Linked DNA regions of Homo sapiens: region 2 is linked to region 1. The links are chromatin loops, found by intact Hi-C in ENCODE. Cell type or tissue: GM12878. All regions are shown on one strand. Each heading gives the region's core, and the rest is flanking DNA. Links, peaks and the distances in the headings are about the cores only.

Region 1 (12,326 bases), core at 1-8,000:
GACACCGGTATCTTCTCATAATTCCTTAGTGTAATTTAGTTCCCTTTTATTTGTCCTAATCCTTTACACATTTTTAACTCATCACCACAAATAAATTCATCAAAACCCTCAAATGAAATCACCAAGAAAACCAAAGAAAGTTGAGTTAGAGAGTATTTCTTCTCTGCATACCATGTAATTTTCTTCAAAACATCCTTTCTGGGTATTTGAGATGCTCATTTTTTTCCTGATTGTTATAATTCATTTGGCATTACCCCATCTTTATTAATTTTACTTAAAAAATTATCTGGAAACAACAACAAAATATTTTTAGAACAGCAAATTTCAAAAATGATGCCCAAAGGAAAAAACGGTTCTGGAAAAGGGGGAAATGGGGACATGTCTCTGGGAGCAACAGTGCTGATGAGAAGGCTCAGGGCCCCAAAGTGGGTGGCGACACAGCAAACAGACACATTCTACGCGAAAAACATGGCAAAACGACGGAAGCCATGGAAAAGTTAAAATCTAGTATGAGACTCAATGAAGTGTCTCCACAATATAGTGAAGATAAAAGCCAGGCCAGGGGACAACTTGGGTAAGGAGGATAATGACCCAGACCCCCGCTTTTCAAGAAGCAGCATTTGCCTTGCCTGTAAGTGGGATGGGTAAGCCTGTGTTTACAGATCCTTCCATAAAGACAAAATCTGGATATCATATTATTATGGTTGAAGGAAGAAAATAAAATCAAATTAAGCCAACTCACCAGACTTTAGACTTCTCACTACATCTCATCATACTGTTATTGTCTATGTGACTGGTAAAGGCTAAGTCCAAGGCATTGTGCAAAGAACAGGGTTTGATTGAGCAACATAGTATTTTTTTTTTTTGAGACGGAGTCTCGCTCTGTCGCCCAGGCTGGAGTGCAGTGGCGCAATCTCGGCTCACTACAAGCTCCGCCACCTGGGTTCACACCATTCTCCTGCCTCAGCCTCCCAAGTAGCTGGGACTACAGGTGCCTGCCACCACGCCTGGCTAATTTTTTGTATTTTTAGTAGAGACGGGGTTTCACTGTGTTAGCCAGGATGGTCTCGATCTCCTGACCTTGTGATCTGCCCGCCTCGGCCTCCCAAAGTGCAGGGATTACAGGCGTGAGCCACCGTGCCCGGCCTCAACATAGTATTTAATACTAGAAGCAAAGCAAACGCATGAACCTAAATACCCTCCTTGTCATCTATACACTCTTTCGTGTGGAACTTTTAGTGAGTCAAAGAATTCCAATGTAGGCCCCCTTATCTAGAAATCCACTTAAGGGTCATCTAGGTCTTAAGGTAACAGTTCTCATTTTTTCATTTTTCATTCCCTGCACTTTCCAACTCCATAGGCAGTAGCCACATGAAGCCATTTAACTGAAGGAGGCCGGGCATGGTGGCTCATGCCTGTAATCCTAGCACTTTGGGAGGCCGATGGGGGTGGATCACTGGAGGTCAGGAGTTCAAGACCAGCCTGACCAACATGATGAAACTCCACCTTTACTAAAAATACAAAATTAGCCGGGTGTGGTGGCACATGCCTGTAATCCCAGATACTTGGGAGGCTGAGGCAGGAGAATCACTTGAACCTGGGAGGCGGAGGTTGCAGTGAGCTGAGATCGCACCATTGCACTCCACCCCAGGCAACAAGAGCAAAACTCCATCTCTAAATAAATAAATAAATAAATAAATAAATAAATAAATAAAATAATTAAATTTAACTGAATTAAAAGTAAATTAATTCAGTTCCTCAATCACACTAGCCATATTTTAAGTACTCAATAGCTACATGTGGCCAGTGGCTGTAGCGGTTAGTGCAAATTTAGAACGCCTCCATCATTACAGAAAGTTCTGTTGGTCAGTGGTGCCTATACTCTACATACCAAGTGCCAGGTCATCTTATTCTCAATATTCTGTTGGCAGGTATTGGCACAGAAAGATCAAGTGACTTATCTAAGGATTAATGATGAGTCTTATAAATAGAATTTAAACTGACTTCTCTGGGACCCTAGTCTGAGGATCTTGTCTAATTGGTTTGTTCTTCTCTGAACAGTATCTTAACATGAGAAATGGCATATTCCCCAGTTGCAAATTGCCTGCTATCTTGGTTGGTTTGCGCTAGAAAGGTTATGTCTGAAGGTCTTAGTTTAAGCTGGAATACATTAATTTCTGAATAGTCAACATTCTATTGCTATCATCACTGAAGGCAATCAGCAGAATGTATTTACATATATTTCCTTGTATGTCTGCCTTTACATATTTTAATTAAATGATTTATAGCATAGTAGACAGAAATTCTATTTTGTTTAGATCATTATTACTCAATGTACCCAAATTGCATTAGGAAAGATAGCTTAAATGTGTTTAATAGCAGAGACAAGGTAATAAAATGCTCAGTGAGAACTGATCTAACACTTTGGAAAAAAAAATACTAAGGAGGATAATGACAGTAGTAGTAATAATAAAAGCAAATGCTTATATATCTGTTTTACTATATGCCAAGCATGTTCTAAGTAAATTCTATACTAACTCACTTAATTCTCATACCTACCCCATGAAACACTAATATGTTTCTCTATTAGGAATAAGGAAATTGAGGCATAGAGAGACTAAGTAGCTTGTCCAAGGTCATAAAGTTAAGATTGGAACCTCGGCAGTATGGCCCCAAAGGCTGGTGCTCTCAGTCACTGGACTACACAGCAGTCCCCCTTATCAGTAGGAGATACGTTCCAAGATCCCCAGTGGATGCCTATGACTGAGGATAGTACCAAACCCTATATACACTACATTTTTTCCTATACATACACACCTATGCCAAAGTTTAATTTATAAAATAGGCACAGTAAAGAGATTAAGTGATTATAAAATAGAACAATTGTAACAATATACTGTAATAAAAATTATGTGAATGTGGTCTATCTTCACCTCTGGGAACTGAAACTGAAAAGCAAAGTGAAAGTGAAAAGCAAAAACTGCAGATAAGGAAACACTACTGCACTGCAAAGTGACGAAGCACTGAGAAAAACTAGTCCTGTCTTCCTAGCTTTAACCAGCAAGTGCCCTTCATATTTCTAAATTTAGGGAACATGCCCACTTCACAATTAGTATGCATCTTTCTTTTCTGCATCTCATTTTTCTTTTCATTCATTAGTGTAGTGTTGAAGTTATAAACAGCTTCCCCCACCACAAATAACCATTTAACAGTTGATGCCAAAAATTCAGTAGATATTTTACTAAACAAAATCAGAGTTCCAATCCTGGATCTAATGGACATACTAAAATAAGTCTTTCTTGCTTCAGAGTTATGTTCAGTTCAGTTATACTCTGAACTTCTTGGACTTGCTTTTATTTTAATAATTCCTGGCCAGGCACGGTGGCTCACACCTGTAATCCTAGCACTTTGGGAGGCCAAGACGGGCGATCACCAGAGTTTGGGACCATCCTGGCCAACATGGTGAAACCCATCTCTACTAAAAAATATAAAAACTAACCAGGCGTGGTGGCACATGCCTGTAATCCCAGCTACTCGGGAGACTGAGGCAGGAGAATCACCGGAGCCTGGGAGGTAGAGGTTGCAGTGAGCTGAGATTGCACCACTGCACTCCAGCCTGGGCAACAGAGCGAGACTCTGTCTCAAAAAAAAAAAAAAAAAATTCCTTTCTGAGTTTGTGCCAGGAGCCCATAATACACCAAGTTAAAAAGTTCATAAACATAGCTATCAAAACCTATCTTTTAAGAACATAACATTTGGGAAGTTCTCAAAGGGAATTGATGGCTTACAAGATTTGCTTCTTTTTTGGAGAAATCTACCTTGAATGGCACCAGAAGCTTGAAATCCACATTGTAAACTTTAACCCTGAAAATAGCCACTTAATTACAAATAAAAAAGATCTCCAATTTAAGAAATGTTTTTGTTTGTTTTTAGTCTTTCAGTCACTTGATAATACAACTCTAGGCTGGAATCCAGAAAACCAGTCTAATTCAGTCACTTGACAGACAAAAAAAAAAACCCCTAAGATGTAGAGGTAAAGTGACTTGCTTGGTCACACAGCTAATTCACCAGAACCAAGAGTGAAACCCAGGCTTTCTGATTCAGCTGTTTCCACACCTGGTAAAAGAACAAGGGGTTCTGCACTGCTCTGGCAATTTTTCCTAAGCACGTGTTCCCAGGTGCTGAGATGACTGTGTAGGTTGTGTGAACCTCATACAACTGGGCTGCATCTGAAGAGATGTCATTCAACCGTGGACACTGTAGATCTGTACACATTTTATGAGAATGTTCTGGCTGTTAGCAGTACAATGGGTTGTGCTCATGAAGGCAAGCAATCTTGGAGAGACCCAAGTTGCAAATCACTTCTCAGTCCCAGAGGCCGCATGACAAGAAAGAAAAAAAAAACAACAACCCCTTTTTATTTTTTATCTTAAGCTCCATTCTCCTTTGAATTAATGTTGACTTTGAAGAGAAAAAGGCAAAACACAAGCAAAGAAACAGATATTTATTTAAAAAGGAAATTCCAGGGAAAGTACCCTGCTTTACCTTAGGAGCTGCATCCGGCCAAATTACTTATAGCATCGGCATCTGCAACCATATGATCCCTGATGTTTAGAAATCGTGATCCTGAAGCCCTAAATGATCCCCAATCAAAAAGCAGTTAAGTTATATCTACCATACTGTGCTAAGAAAGTCTATTTTATCATGGTTTTCAACCAGAATTAAAATAGGAAAAAAGGGGGTTTTCTGGCTAACCAGAAAACTCTGTTCCCTGAGCATCCCAACAAACTGAGCCTGTGTAATAAAGAGACTGCTCTCTCTAAACAATCAGTCTAGCATAACTCATCAAGTATAAACCAAACCAATCACCAACCAAAGGAAAAGATCCACCCCTTCTAACTTAAAACATTGAAGATATTAAATGAGTGTTCTTCACTTTTGGAAACAATGTGAAATGTCTGTATTATACACAGTTGCAGACACATCAGAAAAAACAAATTAATTTTCTATGAAATTGCTAGCTGCTCTTTGTTTCAATTAAATATGAAAATAATAAAGACTGCTTTAGCACAGGAAGAGATAAATATGTGGTTGAACTAATACAGCAGGATGTTTCAATACTGTTAGACTGTGGGCTTTCATAATCCAGAAGGCTGGATGTTGCACGGAACACTTTCAAGTCCATCTACAGAAGGACTCAGGTTCTGCTACCATGGATAAACCTTGTAGTGACTGGTCAGAACCTCCCAATGAACAACTCAGAATCCTAGGTCTAAGTCAGGCAGCAAATGATGTATTTTGGAAGAGTAGCGGTCAAATTTACCAATTCAGTGATCTCAACATGTGACTATTCTTGAAAGAAAAAAAAGCTTGGCAACAGAAAAAACTAATAATAAAACAAGAAAGAACAATCTTTCTGGCCAGGATCCCAGTTATTTTTCAGACAAAATGTATTTATTTATTTTTTTGAGACGGAGTCTCGCTCTGTCGCCCAGGCTGGAGCACAGTCTCGGCTCACTGCAAGCTCCGCCTCCCAGGTTCACACCATTCTCCTGCCTCAGCCTCCCAAGTAGCTGGGACTACAGGCGCCTGCCACCATGCTTGGCTAATTTTTTTGTATTTTTTAGTGGAGACGGGGTTTCACTGTGTTAGCCAGGATGGTCTTGATCTCCTCGTGAGCCGCCCACCTCAGCCTCCCAAAGTGCTGGGATTACAGGCGTGAGCAACCACGCCCAGCTGTCAGACAAAATTTTTAAGAAAACAAAATTTTTTCCAGAATATTACATTACAAAAATCAATGAATAAATGAACTACACTGTAACTTTAATACTTATTCCATATGAAAAACCAAACTGTTTCTGGCAATTTGATTGATCTCTTGAGAGTCTGCAGTGCATTCATTCCATGGTTAAAACCGTGTGTAGGCATTGCGTTGCTGCTGCTGCTGTAATGGCTGCTGGGCTTGCTGCTGTTGTAAGCGAATTTGCTGGGAATAAGGGTCTTCCAGGGATTTTACAAATATGGTAGTTCTGGGACCAGTCTTCCATACTATACCATTGGCATCTTTCACAGAAGATTCCACTGTAATGTTGTGTGTTCCAAGGATAGCAAAGTTCAACAGAAATTGAGTACTGAAGTAATCATTATGAGGTTCAACCCTTTGCTCCATCTCATTGGTCATGTTGTCAATGGGTATCTGCAATGAAACAATTGTTAACTAACAACAATGGCTAACATTTCTTCAGTGCTTACTATGAGTTAGGCCCTGTTCTAAGAGCTTATTTAGACCATGCAGACAATAAAAAATTAGGTACTGCTATCATCCTTGCTTCACCGATGAGGAGTCTAAGGCAGACAGGTTAAGTAATGTCTCCAAAGTCACATGATTAGTGAACGGAGTAGGAATCTGAACACAGGCAGACTACCTCCAGGGCCTACACTCTGAACTACTAAGTGATGCTCCTCACTCTACTTGAGTAGAATGAGCTCCCAGAGCCGTTGACAGCCCCTTCACATGCTGGCCTTTCTTCCTTGCTTACTCAACCCCATCTCTAAATCCCTATCTTCCTTTAGACTGTGAAGAGATATTCTGAAGAAATAGGATGAAATCACCTGTTCCAGAGAGTTTAAAACCTAAGAGACTGAAAAAGAACAAAACACTAAGCAAATTTAAGTTAGGTTCCCCCCCAACAGTTAGTCTGATTTTTATTACTTAATGTAGTGATTCCTTACTCCTTTAACAAATTAACTGAACCATTTGTACATTGCTCATTTAATAAGCACTGTTTTGTTCAGACTGGAAGTACAATATGTTATAAAACACAGATTTATAGGCTCATTCATTTAGCCAGACACTCATGCCTTTGTTCTTCAAAGACCAGAATAAAACCTGCTGACGTACTCTTACCTGTACCCAAGATGAAACGTGTCAAGAGACAGATTTATCCTGAGAATGCAAATAAAGGTGATCTTAATGTGTATTTGACCAAATTACTCTAGGTTTATGTGCGTGTTTCTGTGGTGTAATTAATTATATAAATGTGCCCTGCAGCTTTGTGTCTCAAGGAGCAGTTATCATGTCACTTTTCCAGAGACATTTACCTGTAATAGTAATGAACTGACGTCACCAACCAATTCAAGGTCTTAGAATTATTTATAGTACAGGTACTTTTTCACATTTAGCCTTTGTACAGTTTTTATTTCCCTAAAGAATATGCCAACCAAAGAACTTCCTTAAAAGGACCAGAAATAGGCCTAGGGAACCTGATCACCCTGAATGGATGGCTGCATCTTAAGCTGCAAACTCACTGTGAATAACACTGCAAAGTAATCATGTTATTACTCGGCTTATTATATCAGCTTCCTGACTTTAATCAATGCCTCTTGAGAGGTAGGTCAACAAGCAGAAGACCATAGCTTCTAGGTTTGAATGTTATTTTCTTAACAGTAGAAATTATATGCAAGTAACAAAGAGAATCATGGTTACTACTGTTTCAAATTCAAAGTGAAGAGAGAGTTGCAGACAGGGATAAATTATGTAAATTCTCATTACAACCTTCTGTGACAGCAGATACCCAATTTTAACAGTTATACTCTAAATATAGTAAATAATTTTTTCATCATTCACAAATTATTGAGTGGCTACATAAGGTACCATGCTGTATGGCACAGAAGTCAAAACAGAGGAAAAGAGGAGAATGAAGGCTCAGCCGTGTCAGAGTGGACAGAGTGCCAAAGTGAGAGGAACTTGCCATAGTTAAGAAAGTAGTAATGGCTTAAGAAAGTAATAATAGTTTAGAACCAGACCTTCCCTTGGCTTTTTAACCTAAAACCACCAAAGATAATAAAATGCTCTCTTTTTATACCTTCACTGATACCCTGCCTTCCATGCTATGCCACAATAAACCTGGACACAGCCAATCTGGGCATCTGAGTAACTTCGCTGCTACAACTGTGGACTTGGTCCCTTGCTTCATTTACTGTGGATAAACCACCAGGGAATCGGAAATAAATGTCTAAAGCAAGGAACATTCTTTATCTCGAACACTGGCATTTCATGGGCACAGATTCAGCATCTTAGCTCTGGCTAACAATGTAGCCTAATTCAGGTTATTACTTACCTATATCCTGAGTTCCCAAGGCAGCAAATCCCTAGGGTTACACTCTTAAAAAAAGATTTTACTTTATCTGATCATTTTATAGAAATGCTATATACTTTTTTTAATGATAAAATTTACTTAAAATGGAGAAAACTAAATAGATGTGTATTTTTTGTGGGGAGGGATTGGGTGGGTTAGGGAGACACTTATTTTCCAACTTCTGACGTTTGAAGGGACCTCCTGATGTAAGAGAGACCTTTCGTTAGATTAATATTACTGACCTAGCAGGGAGGAGGTGAGTCTTGCTGATGGGTGACTTTCTGGGCAGGAACCAGACATGGGAAGGTAAGCACTTGCTCTTTCTCTTCTGCTTTGGGCACCTGAGTCCTCTGTGCCCTGCCATAAATTTTATAGGGGCAGGCTCCCATACGTACTGACTGAGGCTGGGTGAAAAAATCCAATTCAGGGGTCTACGGTTAGAAAGGCCTTGCTGCCAGGCATTGGAGTTAGGTTTTCCCACAGCTCCAACAGTAATAAAACTCATATTTTGATCTTTGCCTGGATGCTTTGTCTCTATCAACTGGTTCAGGGAGAGAAAAAGAAGTGTTTATCAACCCCTTACAGCCCCAATGTGGGCTTTTAATTTATGTCCATCTGATCCCTTTGGAGGTATAACTGCAATCTATTTAACCATGAAAAACACTGGAAAACTTCCATCAATGAGCTCATATAAAACCTGTATCACAATTCTGCCTCTTTTCTAAATTACCTTGTAGTCTTGTCCAGATTTACTCTGCAGTGTGGAAGAAACATTCAGACAGACAGACTGAATTTTGCGGAAGAGTCCTGGTTTAGATCCGTGCTGAACCACTCCCTCTACCTTTAGCGCCAGCTGCTGGTTATTCTGGACAGCAATGGGCTCTGCAGGATTCCGGGGCGATGGTGACAGAGCAAGCTGGAATGCCAACACTCAAATAAATGCCAACAACCAAGAGCAAGCTTCCTTCCGACAAACATGTCTGTGCTAATCACTGGTTACAGGTTAACAAATTCGATTGTGCACTCCCCCACCCCCACAGGACCTGACTGTGCCAGGACAACGAGACAGATGTACCTTTAAAGTGCCTCCTTCTAAACATCACTGTGGTTTTCATCCCAAACCTCAGTTCTATTTGAGGATAATAGAGAATTAGAAAAAAGCAAAGGCACTATTCTCCCAATTTTTGTGGTGAGGCATTTCTTTGACAATGAACCACTTCTAGTAGGGAAAGGCATTATATAAATTTTCATTACCTAAGAGCTGTCTCTTTGGTCTTACGTAATTTTAAATAAACTAAATTCAAATGTAAATGAACTTAAAGTTCCAGGATTATCTACACAACGAAGTCACTGTGCTATAAAAAAAGTCAATATCTACAAATGAATCAAATGACATTTTTCACCTCTCATTAGTTTTTCTTCAAAAATGTATTAAAAATCCCAAACACATCAATTAAAGAAAGCCCAAGTCTTGCTAAATGAAAAGATGGAAGAAATTTGAGTCTTTTTGATAATGTTGTTGAACTACTGATCAACCCTGGAGACATCCTACTTTAGGACTTCTTATCTAGATCGTCAAATCTTCCTCATTATTCCAGTCATTTTGAAATGGAATGCTCTGTTATTTGTAATCAAAACATTTGCATGGATGTAAAAGTTTACTGAAGACATTAACTAACAGGGATAATCCAGGAGATCTCTTAGAAGTGACAATTTTCTCCCTTTTCCAACAATTTCATTTTCTGAATCAAAAATAGCTTTTGAATTGTGAGTGGCTTAAATATTTCAAAATACTAATTCTACTCACTGGTTAGCCCCTCAAAACATGTTACTGAAAGGCAGAAGTACTTTGGAAGAAGAACTGGTGACAGTTTACTGGATCTGATTCATTCTAAGTTGGGTCTATAAGTTGGGTCTGAATAGACTCAGCTCAAGATCCTTGCAGGCTACTGTGATAAATCACTAATTTATTCCTGGAGGTGAGAGACAAACAACAGAGCTCCAGTTACCCAAATGCCTGTCTCATAGAATTTGGCACTGACAATTAAAAAGGGAGAGAGTTTAACTCCCAAATTCATTTCTTTCACCAAACCACTTGATAAAGGAGAGAAATGGCTTACAACTAGGTTTTATCAAAACCAAAGGTAAGCCAGGCACAGTGGCTCATGCCTGTAATCCCAGCACTTTGGGAGGCAGAGGTGGGTGGATCACTTGAGGTCAGGAGTTCCTGACCAGCCTAGCCAACATGGTGAAACCCCATCTTTACCAAAAATAAAAAAATCAGCTGCGTGAGGTGGTGGATGCCTGTAATCCCAGTTCCTTGGGAGGCTGAGGCAGGAGAATCGCTTGAACCCGGAGGTTGCGGTGAGCCAAAATCACACCACTGTACTCCAGCCCAGGCGACAGGGCGAGACTCTGTCTCAAAAAACAAAACAAAACAAAAAAACCAATAAACCAAAGGTAACACACTGAAGTGTAGCTATGTCCTACATAATCTTCAGAAGACACCTGGTTTTAAAACCTATATTAACCTTAGTATTCTTCCTGTATTACCTTGATGCTGGTAGACTGTAGTTTCTGGAAAAAATATCTCTGGAAAGAAAGGGGAACTTTCAGCAAAGCAATGATGGCATTGCAGAGGCATGCTGTGTGCTGGGGGAAAAAAGAAACTAAATCAAATAAAAATAAATTTTCAAATTTCATCAACAAGTGGTACATTCAGTATAAAACTACAAATGCCCATATAGATTATTACAAAGGTACATACCAATCAAGAACTAGGCATCACATCCAGGAACTGTGCATACATACTAAATCATTCATTACAGATTTTTACTTTATTGTGAAGTATATTCAATAAAATATAAGTGACAGAAATGAGAAAATCCACAGTCCTCGAGGCCAAGCAATAGGCAAATTCCACATTTCTACAGCGCTCAGAACTATCAGTATATTATTAAACAATTATATTAGATACTAAAATATAGAGTAACTATCACATGGCAAAGTATGATAAACAGTATGGTAAAGAAGCCCGAGCATTTTGCAGGACTTTGGCTTTGAGCTGGCTCATTCTTTCATTAGGTGGCTTGTCTCTATGGCCATTGGTCCTCAGAGTAAGCAGTGGTGGAAACTTGGTCGAATTCAGATGAAAGAGGACTATATAGTCGGGGAATCCTGAAACTCTAATAAAATATCTTATTTCTCAAATCTGCCTCACACATTTAACTGAGTTTTGAAAATCCCAGCATGACTGCAGAGGTACAGAAACACCACAGAGAATATTTTGAGCCTTAATGAAAGTGGTCATAAAATCAGAATTTAAGCGTTCAAAGATATTTTAAAGATTACCCAGTCTAATAGAAGAAAACTGAAAGTATCATAAGAACACTTTTAACTTCAGGTGAACCAGAACCATTCCTGCTTGGTCTACTATCCCTTCCTCAGTCTACTCCCGTCTCAGTGGCCTCGTAAGTCACCACAGTGAGGCAGCGCTCCTTTCACGGGGGCACTAGCTGCGGGAGGTCTGTTCTTGCAGACCCGATTCAGCAACGGATAAATAAAGTATGCTGACACACAGATATTCTGCTCTGCCAGTCCAGCTGAGGGTCCCAGCCGCTTACAGGCTCCTGCTGAGTCCTGTAAACAGTTGCAACTAGGCCCTGATCAGCTAGTCAGACTCGCATTTATTCAGTAAGATTAATTAACAAAAGCTTGAGTCAACACCATTAGAGGGAAATTGACATTGTGGACTTCTGAGTAAAAGGCACTTAAGCACTCACGGTACATCAAAGGTTAGTCTTTATATGAGTAAACAAGCTAGCCAGGTAAACTACTCTGCCTTTCTTTATTACTATTTTAATTTGTTTAAAGGTAAAGAGATCAGGCCGCCTTCAGCCAGATCTATTACTGAAGTTAGGCAAACTTCTCAGCCTTCCAAGAAGATTTGTGTCTATTTCTATAACTATCTCTAATATTTTTCCCACCAGCCTGATTGAAACCCAACACCACAGGTTGAAAACTGCTGCATGCACCATGTGGTATGCTGTCTGTCCCTCTAGGCTCCTGCTTTCAAGCAGAGTGTCACCTAGTTGCTCATGCTGTAAACATTTTTTTTTTTAAAGTTGGGTGTTAAGGCTAAAAGCCAGAAAAATCCATTCCTTATTGGGTTCAGGCAATTGAACATTT
Region 2 (12,697 bases), core at 2,698-10,697, 53 kb before region 1:
TAAAGTAACAATTTATATTACTTGGGGTATAAACCCAATAATGGGATTGCTGGGTTGAATGGTACTTCTCTTTAAAGTTCCTTTAGAAATTACCCCACTGTCTTCCACAATGGCTGAACTAATTTACATTCCTGCCAGCCATGTATAAGCATCCTCTTTTCTCCTCAACCTCATCAGCATCTGTTTTATTAGACTTTTAAATAATAGCCAATCTGACTGGTGTGAGATGGTATTTCATTGTGGTTTTGATTTGTATTTCTCCAATAGTTAGTGATGTTGACCATTTTTTCATATGCTTGTTGGCCGTGTGTATGTCTTCTTTTGAAAACTTTCTGTTCATGTCCTTTACCCACTTTTTAATGAGGTTGTTTTTTGCTTATAAATTTAAGTTACTTATAGATTCTGGACATTAGACCTTTGTCAGAGGCATAGTTTTCTCTATGGGAGGCACATATTTTCTCCCATTCTGTAGGTTGTCTGTTTATTCTGTTGATAGTTTCTTTTGCTGTGCAGAAGTTCTTTAATTTAATTAGGTCCCATTTGTCAATTTTTGCTTTTGTTGCTATTGCTTTTGGTGTCTTCATCATGAAATCTTTGCCAGGTCCCATGTCCACAGTGTTATTTCCTAGATTATCATCCAGATTTTGTAGTTTTAGGTTGTTCACTTAAGTCTTTAATACATCTTGAGTTGATTTTTGTATATAGCGAAAGTAAGAGGTCCGGCTTCAGTGTTCTGCATATAGCTATCAATTATCCCAGCACCATTTATTGACTAGAAAGTCTTCTCCCCACTGCTTGTTTTTGTCAACTTTGTGGAAAATCAGTTGGTTTTAAGTGTGTAGCTTTATTTCTAGGCCTCTATTCTGTTCCATTGATCTATGTGTCTGTTTTTGTAGTGGTACCATGCTGTTTTGGTTACTGTAGCCTTGTAGTATAGTTTGAAGTTGGGTAACCTGATGCCTTCAGCCTTGTTCTTTTTGCTTTGAATTGTCTTGGCTATTCAGGCTCTTTTTTGGTTCCATATGAGTTTTAAAATAGTTTTTTCTAGTTCTCTGAAGAATGTTATTGGTAGTTTGATAGGAATAGCATTGACTCTGTAAATTGCTTTTGGCAGTATGGCCATTTTATAAATATTGATACTTTCTATCCATGAGCATGAAATATTTTTCCATTTGTTTGTGTCATCCCTGATTTCTTTGAGCAGTGTTTTGTAATTCTCCTTGTAGGGCTCTTTCACCTCCCTGGTTAGCTGTATTCCTAGGTGTTTTATTCCTTTTGTGCCTATTGTGAATGGAACTGCATTCTTGATTTGGCTTTGAGATTGGATGCTGTTGGAGTAAAGAAATGCTACTGATTTTTGAACCTTGATTTTGCATCCTGAAACTTTGCTGAAGTTGTTTACCAGATATAGGTTTTCTAGGTATAGAATTTTATCATCTGCAAACAGAGATAGTTTGACTTTCTCTCTTATTATTTGGATGCCTTTTCTTTCTCATGCCTGATTGCTCCAGTTAGGACTTCCAATTTTTTTCTTTTTCAACTTTTATTTTACAATCGGGGTACATGTGCAGGAATGTTATAGAGGTATATTCCATTATGGTGAGGTTCAGGGTATGATGGAAACTGTCACGCTGGTAGTGAGCATAGTATCCATGATATAAATAATTTTTTAGCCCTTGCCCCCATCCCTCTCTCCCCACTCTAGTAGTCCTGTGTCTATTGTTTCCATCCTTATGCCCATGTGTACCCATGTTTAGCAACCACTTATATATGAGCATATGCAGTATTTATTTCCTATTTCTGTGTTAGTTTTCTTAGGATAATGGCCTCCTCCAACTGCATCCATGGTGCTGCAAAGGACACAATTTTATTCTTTTTTATGGCTGCATAGTATTCTATGGTATATATGTACCACTTTTTAAAAATCCAATCCACCACTGTTAGGCACCTGGGTTGACTCCACATTTTTGCTTTGGAAATAGCACTGTGATGAACATAAAAGTGCATGTGTCTTTTCAGTAGAATGATTTAATTTCTTTTGAGTATATACCCAGTAATGGGATTGCTTGATTGAATCATAATGCAACTTCTAGTTCTTTGAGAAATCTCCAAACTGCTCTCCATAGTGGCTGGACTAATTTACATTACTATAACAGTATACACGTGTCCCCTATTCTCCACGGCCTCACCAGCATCTGTTAGTCCTTGACTTTTTAACAAAAGCCATTCTAACTAGTATGAGACGGTAACTCATTGTGATTTTGATTTTCATTTCGCTGATGATTAGTGATGGTGAGCATTTGCATTTTTACATAAACTTGTTGACTGCTTGTATATCTTCTTTTGAGAAGTGTCTGGTCAGGACATTGACTTTTGTTCCTTTGATGCATGCAAGCTCCCTGGGAGAGGCACTATATTATGAGTACATTGAGCAGCCACCCCACAATATTCTTCAGGGAACTGCCCTCTACATTCATTCTTTCTCCAGGAGAACTTTCACTTTCACCAGCAGAGGCAGGTTTCTCTAATGAAATGCTGGTTTCCTGGAAGGAGATTAGTGCATCAGTTGTTTTGATCATCTTGGAGCACAGAGAGCTTTGGGAGGGATAAAATAAAGGACTTGGATGGATTGATGAGAGGTGAGAATGCACCTAAGAAGCTGAGCCAATGAAGTGGGGTGGAAGTATGGGAGGGTACTGGGGTGGCACTGGCACCAAGATAAGACTGCAAAGCACAGCTTTGCTTAGGGATCACTCTGTAGCTCATGTAACACTCCCTCACCTTCCCTTCTGCGGTGGTTTTGAAATGTGTCTAATATAGTGATCTGCGTCCCCTTTATTATGGGCTGGACTTAGTGATTCGCTTCTAATAGAATATGACAGAGACTTATTCTATGTTACTTCTGAGACTAAGCCATAAAAGGCGTTGTGGCTTCCATTGTAGCCACTCTTTCTTGAGTCACTTGCTCCATTGGTAGCCAGCTACCATATCACAAAAAAAGGTCCATGTGGCATAAAACTGAGGCATCCTTCCAACAGCTGTGTAAGTTGAAGCATCTGAGAAGTGGATCCGCAAACCCCAGCCAAGCCTTAAATGTTTGCAGCCCCTGTCAACATCCTAACTGCAACTTCATGAGACACTTCAAGCAGAGCCACCCAGTGGAGCTGCTCTCACTTCTGACCTAAAGAAACTGTGACATATATATGTTGGTTGTGTTTGTTTGTTTGTTTTTGAGTCTCACCAGGCTGGAGTGCAGTGGTGGCATCTCGGCTCACTACAATCTCCGCCTCCCGGATTCAAGTGATTCTCATGCCTCAGCCACCTCAGCACCTGGGATTACAGGTGTGCAACAACACACCCCGCTAATTTTTCCATTTTTAGTAGAGACAGCATTTCCCATATTGACCAGGCTGGTCTTGAACTCCTGGCCTCAAGTGATGCATCCACCTCGGCCTCCCAAAGTGCTGGGATTGCAGGCATGCCACCACGCCCAGCCACATGTTGGTTGTTTTAAGCTACTACATGTAGGGGTAATTTGTTACGCAGCAATATATAACTATTATACCGTCCAGCGGGTCTCAATTTAGCTGTTTCAGGTCAATGTAATTCAGTGACTCTTAGCATAGAAGAGCCTGGCAATCAAAGATTGTTGAGTAGGACCAGTCTCTATTTCACATGTAGAAAAATGAGGCTTTATCTGAATAGGGCCAAAGTGCTTTTCTTTGTTTAATTTTGTTTACCTGAAGAAATGCTTTTGAATCTGGGCACAGAAAGCTGTATGTTGCAGTGTGCAAGTGTATACAGAACGCTGAGAAGGGAAACCATTATTCAGCTGTTAAACAGCAGCTTTTTGAGCAGAAATATCAAATAGGACAGGGGACATGTTGCTCTCTGGGGGTAAATCCATGGAATATTTGTTTCCTTTAGCCTGGAGGCATCCCAAACAGAAGGACAAATCTTAAAACTGATTCTAAAAATTATTTTTGCTTTGCCAGAGAGTGGAGCCTCATGCACTTCCTCACATCCTGAGCTTCCATTCACCCTGATCGCAGAAGGATGACTCTAGTTTCACAAGTCTTGACAGCCATTCTTGAAAAAGGAATGAATAACCTTGCTTGATAGGAAGAAATAATTTTGAAAATGGGAGGCATTGTAGATTCTGGGATGAAATTGGGTCAGTTTGTTTCTGGACCAAACACAGCTTGCTCCATCAGGTAAGTCAGTTAGCTGGGCAGTCAGTGGACACATCTGAAGGCCCACTGTGGCCATCACTCTACCCATATTATAAGGGGTTGCTGACCTGAGGAGCTCTTTAACTGTGGCAGTCAGAAGTGATTGCCAGTTGGGGCTGTGACTCTGGAAGTGCTGGGGAAGGAGATAATTGCAGAAATCTTATTTCCTCCCATCTGCTCCATCCTCCTTCCCCATCAGCTGGGAATGTGTGATTTAATTACCTTAGCTCTTCTCCCGGGGTGGGGTAGGGGTGGAAGCCTTGTGCATATTCAGGGGCCTCAACCTCCACAAGAGGCTTTCTTTGCTCCCTATCAGATGCAGTCCCTCCACCTTCTGAATGCTCATTCTACTGTATCTGTACCTTCATTACAACACCAAAATGTCACACTGCCCTTCATGCTATTGTATTATGCTCCCTTATAGTGGATGCTGTGGTGTGCTGCCCAAATCCCCACGTTCAGGCCCAAGGCTCGCATTTTCCCAACTTCTAGGAGTGTTGCTTGCTGAAAGCTCCAGACTCAGCTCCTTCTCAGAAATGTCCCTCCACAGAATGGAGCTGTCTTGTGTAAGGCTACTCCCCTTCCCTGGGGAAAGCCTACACTCTATGACATTCAATAAAGGGCACAGACACCTCTCCCTGGTCTCAACTTGAGACATCTCTGAAGGGCATCTCAGCTTCAGTGTGTCCCATGGAGCCCGCTCAGGCTTATGTTGCATTACAGCTCAACTTACCCACCTCTGCCCGCTTCCTTCAGTCACACACAGATGTTGTTTTGGGGTATACTCCCCAATAAACCTCTTGCCCCCAGTTCTCTATCTCAAACCCAGGGAACTCAACCTATACCACTCCCATTAGGCTGGAAGCGTATAAAGGGCCACCTGTCAAGTCCTTTGTTATCTACCTCCTCCTTCCCTCCTGCTGCATCACCCTGGTACCCAGCACAGTGCTGAACAGAGTAGACCCTCTACTAATGTCTAATGAACAGAAAACAGATGATGACTTGGACAAAGACTGGGCAAGGACTTTCTACTCTCCTTCTCAAGGATGTACTCCCTTTATATCCGAAGTCAACACTGAATATCTTACTGTCCGTAATATGAGAAATATTCACAGAGTATAGAGAATACAAAATATGTACACTCTAGGGTATTACTTGTGTAAAGTGTTTCCTGGAGAAATTCACTTTTCAAAACCTGAAGAATGTTTGTTTTTAAAATCAGGAAGTGTGTCCCAGGCTGACTTTAATCTGTCTGCTTCAGGTCGGCAGGTCTCTGGGGAGTCAGGAGTGGCATCACATAAATCTGTTTTGTTGCAGGCACCCTGGCAACATTTTCTGTGTTGATGAAGAATGTCAACAACTCATTCCAGTGACTCTGCAGGCATTCTCAAAAGATCTGTTTAACTAAATTCTTTCCTTTTTCAGTTCAATGATAATTTTGCCTCACTGAATTTTAGTGGCAGTGCCTGTAACCTAATTGGTGCTGTATTTCTGCTCTCGTGGGTACCATTCAACATTCCCAGGGAGAGGTTGCAAAGCCTTGGTTCCAGACTCCCCTGGTGGATTGGCATTTTACTCCTCTTCCGGGACTTTGACCTTCTGTTCTGCTTGATTAGCCTTGCTGCCCCTGGTGCTTGAGCTGCCCTTCCTAACCACCTTCCTCCCCACAGCACAGGGGGATGTCAGAGGATGCTTGTTTGAACTGGATTATAGATTACACAAATCCAGGAGGTCAAGGTTCTTAGTTGAACTGGTTGTTAACATTTATTTTTGTATCCCCAGGATGTAGCACAGTATCTGGCTCAAAAATGTTTGATGAATGAATGAATGAACAGTCAAAGGATGACAGTTTCCCCCTCAAGACTGTGAAATACCAAAGGCAGTTCAGCCTGGCAAGCCAGTGATAATTTTCCTCATTCTTTGTGGACAAGAAGCATGAGCTGAGCTTCTCAAATCTTCCCTCAGAGCACAATGACCTTTACAGATGGTCTTACCTGTACTTTTTATTTCTTTTTTATTTTTGTTTCAGAGATAGGGTCTCACTCTGTTGCCCAGGCTGGAGTGCAGTGGTGTGATCCTAGTTCACTGGATCCCCAAACTCCTATGTTCAAGTGACCCTCCTGCCTCTGTCTTCCTAAGTCGCTGGGACTACAGGTGTGCGGTTTTTTGTAGAGATAGTGTCTTGCTACATTGTCCAGGCTAGTCTTGAACTCCTGGGTTCAAGAGATCCTCCTGCCTCGGTCTCCCAAAGTGCTGGGGTTACAGGCATGAGCCATTGCCCTGGCCCATACTTTTTACCTTTGTAAATGCAAACACCACCACCATGTTCCACATGGGGCAGAGAATTCTTACCATTAATTATACTATTATATTTGAGCCCCACCTCCAACTACTTGCTAATCATTCTGGCCTCCCTTTACTAGACCGGCCCTGCCCCCACCTCTGAGATTTAATTCCCATCAAAGACTTCCCAGGAAGATCTGCTATCTTCATCCCCAGTCCGGGCACTCTCTAGCCAACAGCTCAGCTGACAAAGACCTCTTAGTTCTCCCTTTTCTCTCTCTCTCTTTTTTAATCGAGGTGGGGGGTCTCACCATCTTGCCCAGGTTGATCTCGAACTCCTGGGCTCAAGCAATCCTCTCACTTTGGCTTCCCAAATTGCTGTGATTACAACATGAGCATGACACCTGGCCAGTTCTCCCTTTTCTAACAAAAAAAAAATTTTTTTTTTTAAGACAGAGTCTTGCTCTGTCACCCAGGCTGGAGTGCAGTGGTGCAATCTCAGCTCACTGCAACCTCCACCTCCCGGATTCAAGTGATTCTTGTACCTCAGCCACCTGAGTAATGAATTACAGGGGCCCACCACCATGCCCAGCTAATTTTTGTATTTTTAGTAGAGACGGGGTTTCGACATGTTGGCCAGGCTGGTCTTGAATTCCCGGCCTCAAGTGACCTGCCAATCTCAGCCTCCCACAGTGCGGATTACAAGTGTGAGCAACCGCGCCTGACCTCTAACCAAAATTTCTTAATTGACAAACCCCATGCCCCATCTCAGCCCCAGATGACTCATTCTATATTCAGTTATGTGAACATATTAATCAGGTGAAACTCCTGTTTTGCATTTCCAGGAAACTTTCATTTGTTTTCTCTTTAAAGTGGCTTTCCATATCTCTGCTCTGATTTATCAATTTTTATTTTACTTCCTCTATTCCAAACCGTGAGGTCATCCTCCCAGCTGGCCTCACTCTTCTCCACTTTGGTTTCCTCTGTGGTTCCAGCAACCTGTGGTGGTGGGCTTCCTTTTCAGTGTTTAGTGTTGTTGACTATTGTAGCTCAAGGGCACAGCCTAGGCTACGAGGTCAGTACCCCCTTGTGGGCCACCTCTGATCCACCCTCTGCCCATGCCCTTCCCTTGTTCCCTAGCTACTGCCTCACTCAACAGAGAAGCACAGAGTGCCTACCAAGGGCCAGGCACAGAGCCGCCTCCTTTGACTACAGGGTATATAGACCTGGGTGTTCCTCACCTCCAAAGCCCACAGCGAGGGAGTCATGGAAACAAACACAATGTGGTCCCTGCATTGTTGGAAAGATCCATGTAAGAGAATGGAGGGGAAGCTCCAAACTAGGAAAGAGGAAAGTGGCGTGGGGAGGCTTCCTAAGAAAGAGTAGGCCTGAGTTAGGCCTTAAAGGATCAGTAGACAATAGCCTGATGAAGATAAGGAGTAAATGTGTATTTATCATTCATCCAACATGCATGAATGATAAGTGCATGCTGAGGACCTGCCATGCGCCAGGCTGGAGACTAGCAGTGAACAAAACAGAAAGTCCCTGCCTTCATGGAGCTTTGCTACTCGTGGGAAGAGACAGAGAATAAGCAAAATAAATAAGTAAAACATAGTATGTTAGAAGGTGATATGTGTTCTACAGAGAAAAATATATCCAGGAAAAGGATTCAGTTGTATGCATAGAAGACGGGTAATTTTAAAAATCCAGTAGTTTTAAATATGGCAGCCAGGGACTGTTATCATAGTGATATGAAACCCTTTCATCTTAATTGTAGCTTTAACTATTTGCAAAGGGCTTTAGTTCTATTAGCTCATTTTATTATTAAAACCATCTTATGAGGAGGTGAGAAAAATTAGTCTTCTGGGCTAGCTGCTGTCTAAATGAGCCTGCTAGGGCTGCTATAGCAAAGTACCACAAACTGGATGGCTTAATCAGCAGAATTCTGTTTTCTCACAGTTATAGAGGCCAGAAGTCCAAGATCAAAATGTGGGCCCCAGGGGCCAGGCATGGTGGCTCACGCTTGTAATCCCAGCACTTTGGGAGGCCGAGGCAGGTGGATCCCATGAGGTCAGGAGTTCGAGACCAGCCTGGCCAACATGGTGAAACCCTCTCTTTACTAAAAATATAAAAATTAGCTGGGCATGATGGCAGGCGCCTGTAATCCCAGCTACTTGGCAGGCTGAGGCAGGACAATCACTCGAACCCCGGAGGAGGAGGTTGCAGTGAGCCAAGATCAGCCACTGCACTCCAGCCTGGGCAATGAGCGAAACTCCATCTCCGAAAAAAAAAAATGGATGGGGTTCCTTCTGAGGGCCGTCAAGGAAAGATCTGTTCCAGGCCTCTCACCTTGGCTTGTAGCTGGCTGTCTTCTCCTGTGTCTTTACATTATCTTCCACTATCTTTCTGTGTCCACATTTTCCCTTCTCATAAGATACAAGCCATACCAGTATCTCACTCTGAGAGGTGACAGCGTGCTGGCAGCCCTCTGCAGCTCTTGCTCGCTCTCGGCGCCTCCTTGGCTTTGGCGCCCACTCTGGCCGCGCTTGAGGAGCCCTTCAGCCCGCCGCTGCACTGTGGGAGCCCCTTTCTCAGCTGGCCAAGGCCGGAGCCGGCTCCCTCAGTTTGCCGGGAGGGGCGGAGGGAGAGGCGCGGGCGGGAACCGGGGCTGCGCGCGGCGCTTGCGGGCGAGCGCGAGTTCCAGGTGGGCGTGGGCTCGGCGGGCCCCGCACTGGGAGCGGCAGGGCTCGGGACCTGCAGCCCGCCATGCCTGAGCCTTCCCCCACGCCCCCCGCCGTGGGCTGCTGCGCGGCCGGAGCCTCCCCGACGAGCACCGCCCCCTGCTCCAGGGCGCCCAGTCCCATGACCGCCCAAGGGCTGAGGAGTGCGGGCGCACGGCGGGGGACTGGCAGGCAGCTCCACCTGCGGCTCTGGTGCAAGATCCACTGGGTGAAGCCAGCTGGGCTCCTGAGTCTGGTGGGGACTTGGAGAATCTTTATGTCTAGCTAAGGGATTGTAAATGCACCAATCGGCATTCTGTATCTAGTTAATCTGGCGGGGCCTTGGAGACTCTTTATGTCTAAATAAGGGATTGTGAATGCACCAATTGGCACTCTGTATCTAGCTCAAGGTTTATAAATGCACCAATCAGCACTCTGTGTCTAGCTCAGGGTTTGTACATACACCAGTCTACACTCTGTATCTAGCTAATCTAGTGGGGACGTGGAGAACTTTTGTGTCTAGCTCAGGGATCGTAAATGCACCAATCAGCACCCTGTGAAAATGGACCAATCAGCTCTCTGTAAAACAGACCAATCGGCTCTCTGTAAAATGGACCAATCAGCAGGATGCGGGTGGGGCCAGATAAGAGAATAAAAGCAGGCTTCCTGAGGTAGCAGTGGCAACCTGGTAGGGTGTGCTTCCAAAGTGTGGAAGGTTCCTTCTTTCACTCTTTGCGGTAAATCTTGCTGCTGTTCACTGTTTGGGTCCACTCAGTCTTTGTGAGCTGCAACACTCACCATGAAGGTCTGCTGCTTCACTTCTGAAGCCAGTGAGACCACGAACCTACTGGGAGGAACGAACAACTCCAGACGCGCCACCTTAAGAGCTGTAACACTCACTGAAAGTCTGCAGCTTCACTCCTGAGCTAGCAAGACCACGAACCCACCAGAAGGAGGAAACTCCGAACACATCCGAACATCAGAAGGAACAAACTCCGGACACGCGGCCTTTAAGAACTGTAATACGCACTGCGAGGGTCCGCGGCTTCGTTCTTGAATTCAGTGAGACCAAGAAGCCACCAATTCCGGACACAACTGAATTAGGGCCCACCCCAATGACCTCATTTTAACTTGGTTACCTCTATGAAGAGTCTAGTCAAATAAGGTCACAGTCTGAGGTACAGGAAGTTAGGAGGACTTCACCATATGAACTTAAGGGGAGGGGGAAACATTCAACCCATAATACTACTCCAGTGACTTTGAACTTAGGTTTCACAGCTCGTGCTGGCTGACTCAGTGAGGCTAGAGGCCTGCGATAGCCTATGCTACACATAAGGGGGCTGATGATTCCCAAACCTTCTTACCTTCAATTATTTATCCAGGAATGAAGGGGCTTCACATAAAGGGCCCTACCATACTCATTCAGAATGCCATATCTTTTTTTAAAATTTTAACTTTTAGAGATAGGGCCACATTCAGTCACCCAGGCTGGAGTGCAATGGCACAATCATAGCTTACTCTGGAACTCCTGGACTCAAGTGATCCTCCCATGTTCGCCTCCAGAGTAGCTAGGACTATAGGCATGAGCCACCCTGCCTGGCTAATTTTTGTATTTTTTTGTAGAGATGGGATTTTGCCGTGTTTCTCAAATCAGTCTCTAATTCCTGGCCTCAAACCATCCTCCTACCTTGGCCTCCCAAAGTGCTAGGATTACAGGTGTGAACTACCATGCCCAACCAAAAGCCAAATAGTTTTATTCTTGAAAAAGGACTCAACAAATCTAGGTTGAGTTATATGTTGACTCCTTTTGAACTCAGAGTAACCCTGAAAAGTCCTGTAGCATTTTAAGGATAAGCAAGGCCTGAGCAAGCTACTGAAGCAGGAACTGAGAAACTGAACGGAAAGAACAAGAGAGAAAGGAACAAATCCAGAGGCATGTGGACCAAAGGAGAGAGTTGAGGTAAGAAAAAAGAGGTCAGGGAGTCAGGACACCTCAGAAACTCACTCTTTTTTCTGGAGATTGCAGTAACACATGCAAATGTGTTTGGAGAGGTTAAAGTGTTACACAATTGTGAAGTGTTATTTTCTAAGGTAGAGTTACCTGGGTATTGCACCCTTTGGAGATGGGTGCTGTTAGGTTTTCTGGCAGACTGTTTCCTAGTCTTTTGTCTAATTTTTAAGCCAAAGGTAAAATATAACGCTTCTGTGAATTGCTGACATTCACCTTTGTTGCTTTGAGGAAGTTGCTTCTTTTAAATTAGCAAGGGTGAAATCTTCCAACTCACAGTAGCCTGTGTACTAACCTAACTGGTGGTGTCAGGTTGGAATGTTTAGCTTTTGCCTGAGGTCCTGACATAACTCTTATAGTAGAAAGCAAGAGAGTTGAAACAAATGTCTCTGGTTCTCACTTCTCATGTCTCTTAGTCTAAGACCCCTGCATATAACAAACAATTCAGTTGCATTCCAATGCCTTTTAACCAGTCTTTTTTTTTTTTTTTTTTTTTGGTGGGGGGTGGAGGGGACAGGGTCTTACTGTGTTGTCCAGGCTGGAGTGCAATGGTGCGATAATGGATTACTGCAGCCTCGACCTCCTAGGCTCAAGAGATCCTCCTGCCTTAGCATCCCAAGTAGCTGGTGTGCAAACCACCACACCCAGCTAATTTTTTCATATTTTTTGTAGAGACAGGGTTTTGCCATGTTACGCAGGCTGGTCTTGAATTCCTGGGCTCAGGTGATCCCCCCGCCTCTACCTCCCAAAGTGCTGGAATTACAGGCATGAGCCACCACACCTGGCCCCAACCAGTGATTCTTAAATGCTACCCAAGACCCACCTGACGGGCTGCAAACTGACCCAAGAAAGCAAGTCTTCCCTTTAGGATGAACTACTGTAAATAATTATCTTTAGGAAGAGCTATTTACAAATTCATCCACACTCATTTTTATGTACATCTAAGACCTACTTACTAAAAGCTTGCTAAGTGAATGATTACAGGTTAACCCAGTTTGGAATTTATAAATAAAAGTCAGTGTGCTACCAAATTTTATTGAGGCTTCTGATTTTGTATTCCCCTGAGAAGTTTGGCCTCTGGAGAAAGCGTGGCCCGACACTGTTGGAGCCTTGCCCATCCCTGGCATTGTGTGGACAGATGCTTTATCATCAGTCTGCCATCAGTGTTGTTTGTCGTGTGTGGGTCAAGGTCTCCAACTGCTGCCATTCTTGCTTCTAATTGTAATTTACTGTTAATTTAGCTTCATCATTATCAAGTCAGTTGGGATTTGTTTGAAGCTTAAGGTGACCAGTGATATATCTTTGTTTTAATTGTATTTTTGGCCTTTAATTTTCTGGTAATTATACCTAAAGACAATTATGCATTGCAATTTGAATATGAATCATGTATGCCTTGATCATGAAAGCACATGTACAACTAATCCCCCCCACCAAGATACTTTACATTGACGCCT

Evidence for each region. Peaks named below come from ENCODE experiments on the same cell type or tissue, not always from the same donor. Only the 100,000 strongest peaks of a DNase experiment are listed, where the experiment ranks them.
Region 2: a loop joins it to region 1, with 2.0 times the contacts of the local background. A loop is called at or near these places in 3 of 110 quality-filtered maps.

Annotation. Positions count from the first base shown.
Region 1 is chr1:211,935,916-211,948,241 of GRCh38, forward strand. INTS7 (integrator complex subunit 7) reads right to left here. Exons shown (of 20, transcript NM_015434.4): 18 at 10,692-10,790; 19 at 8,869-9,054; 20 at 4,488-6,196. The coding sequence ends at 5,909. It also overlaps the pseudogene LOC124904505. Among named protein-coding and RNA genes, the nearest start is that of INTS7, 93 kb to the right of the region's middle. RefSeq lists enhancers at 2,990-3,069, 11,644-12,256. In GM12878, for the core only: no CTCF peak of the experiment used is centred there; DNase peaks (open chromatin) are centred at 2,996 and 4,156; H3K4me3 peaks cover 515 bases; H3K27ac peaks cover 4,082 bases.
Region 2 is chr1:211,880,390-211,893,086 of GRCh38, forward strand. No RefSeq gene overlaps it. Among named protein-coding and RNA genes, the nearest start is that of LPGAT1-AS1, 56 kb to the left of the region's middle. RefSeq lists an enhancer at 7,091-7,140. In GM12878, for the core only: no CTCF peak of the experiment used is centred there; a DNase peak (open chromatin) is centred at 7,342.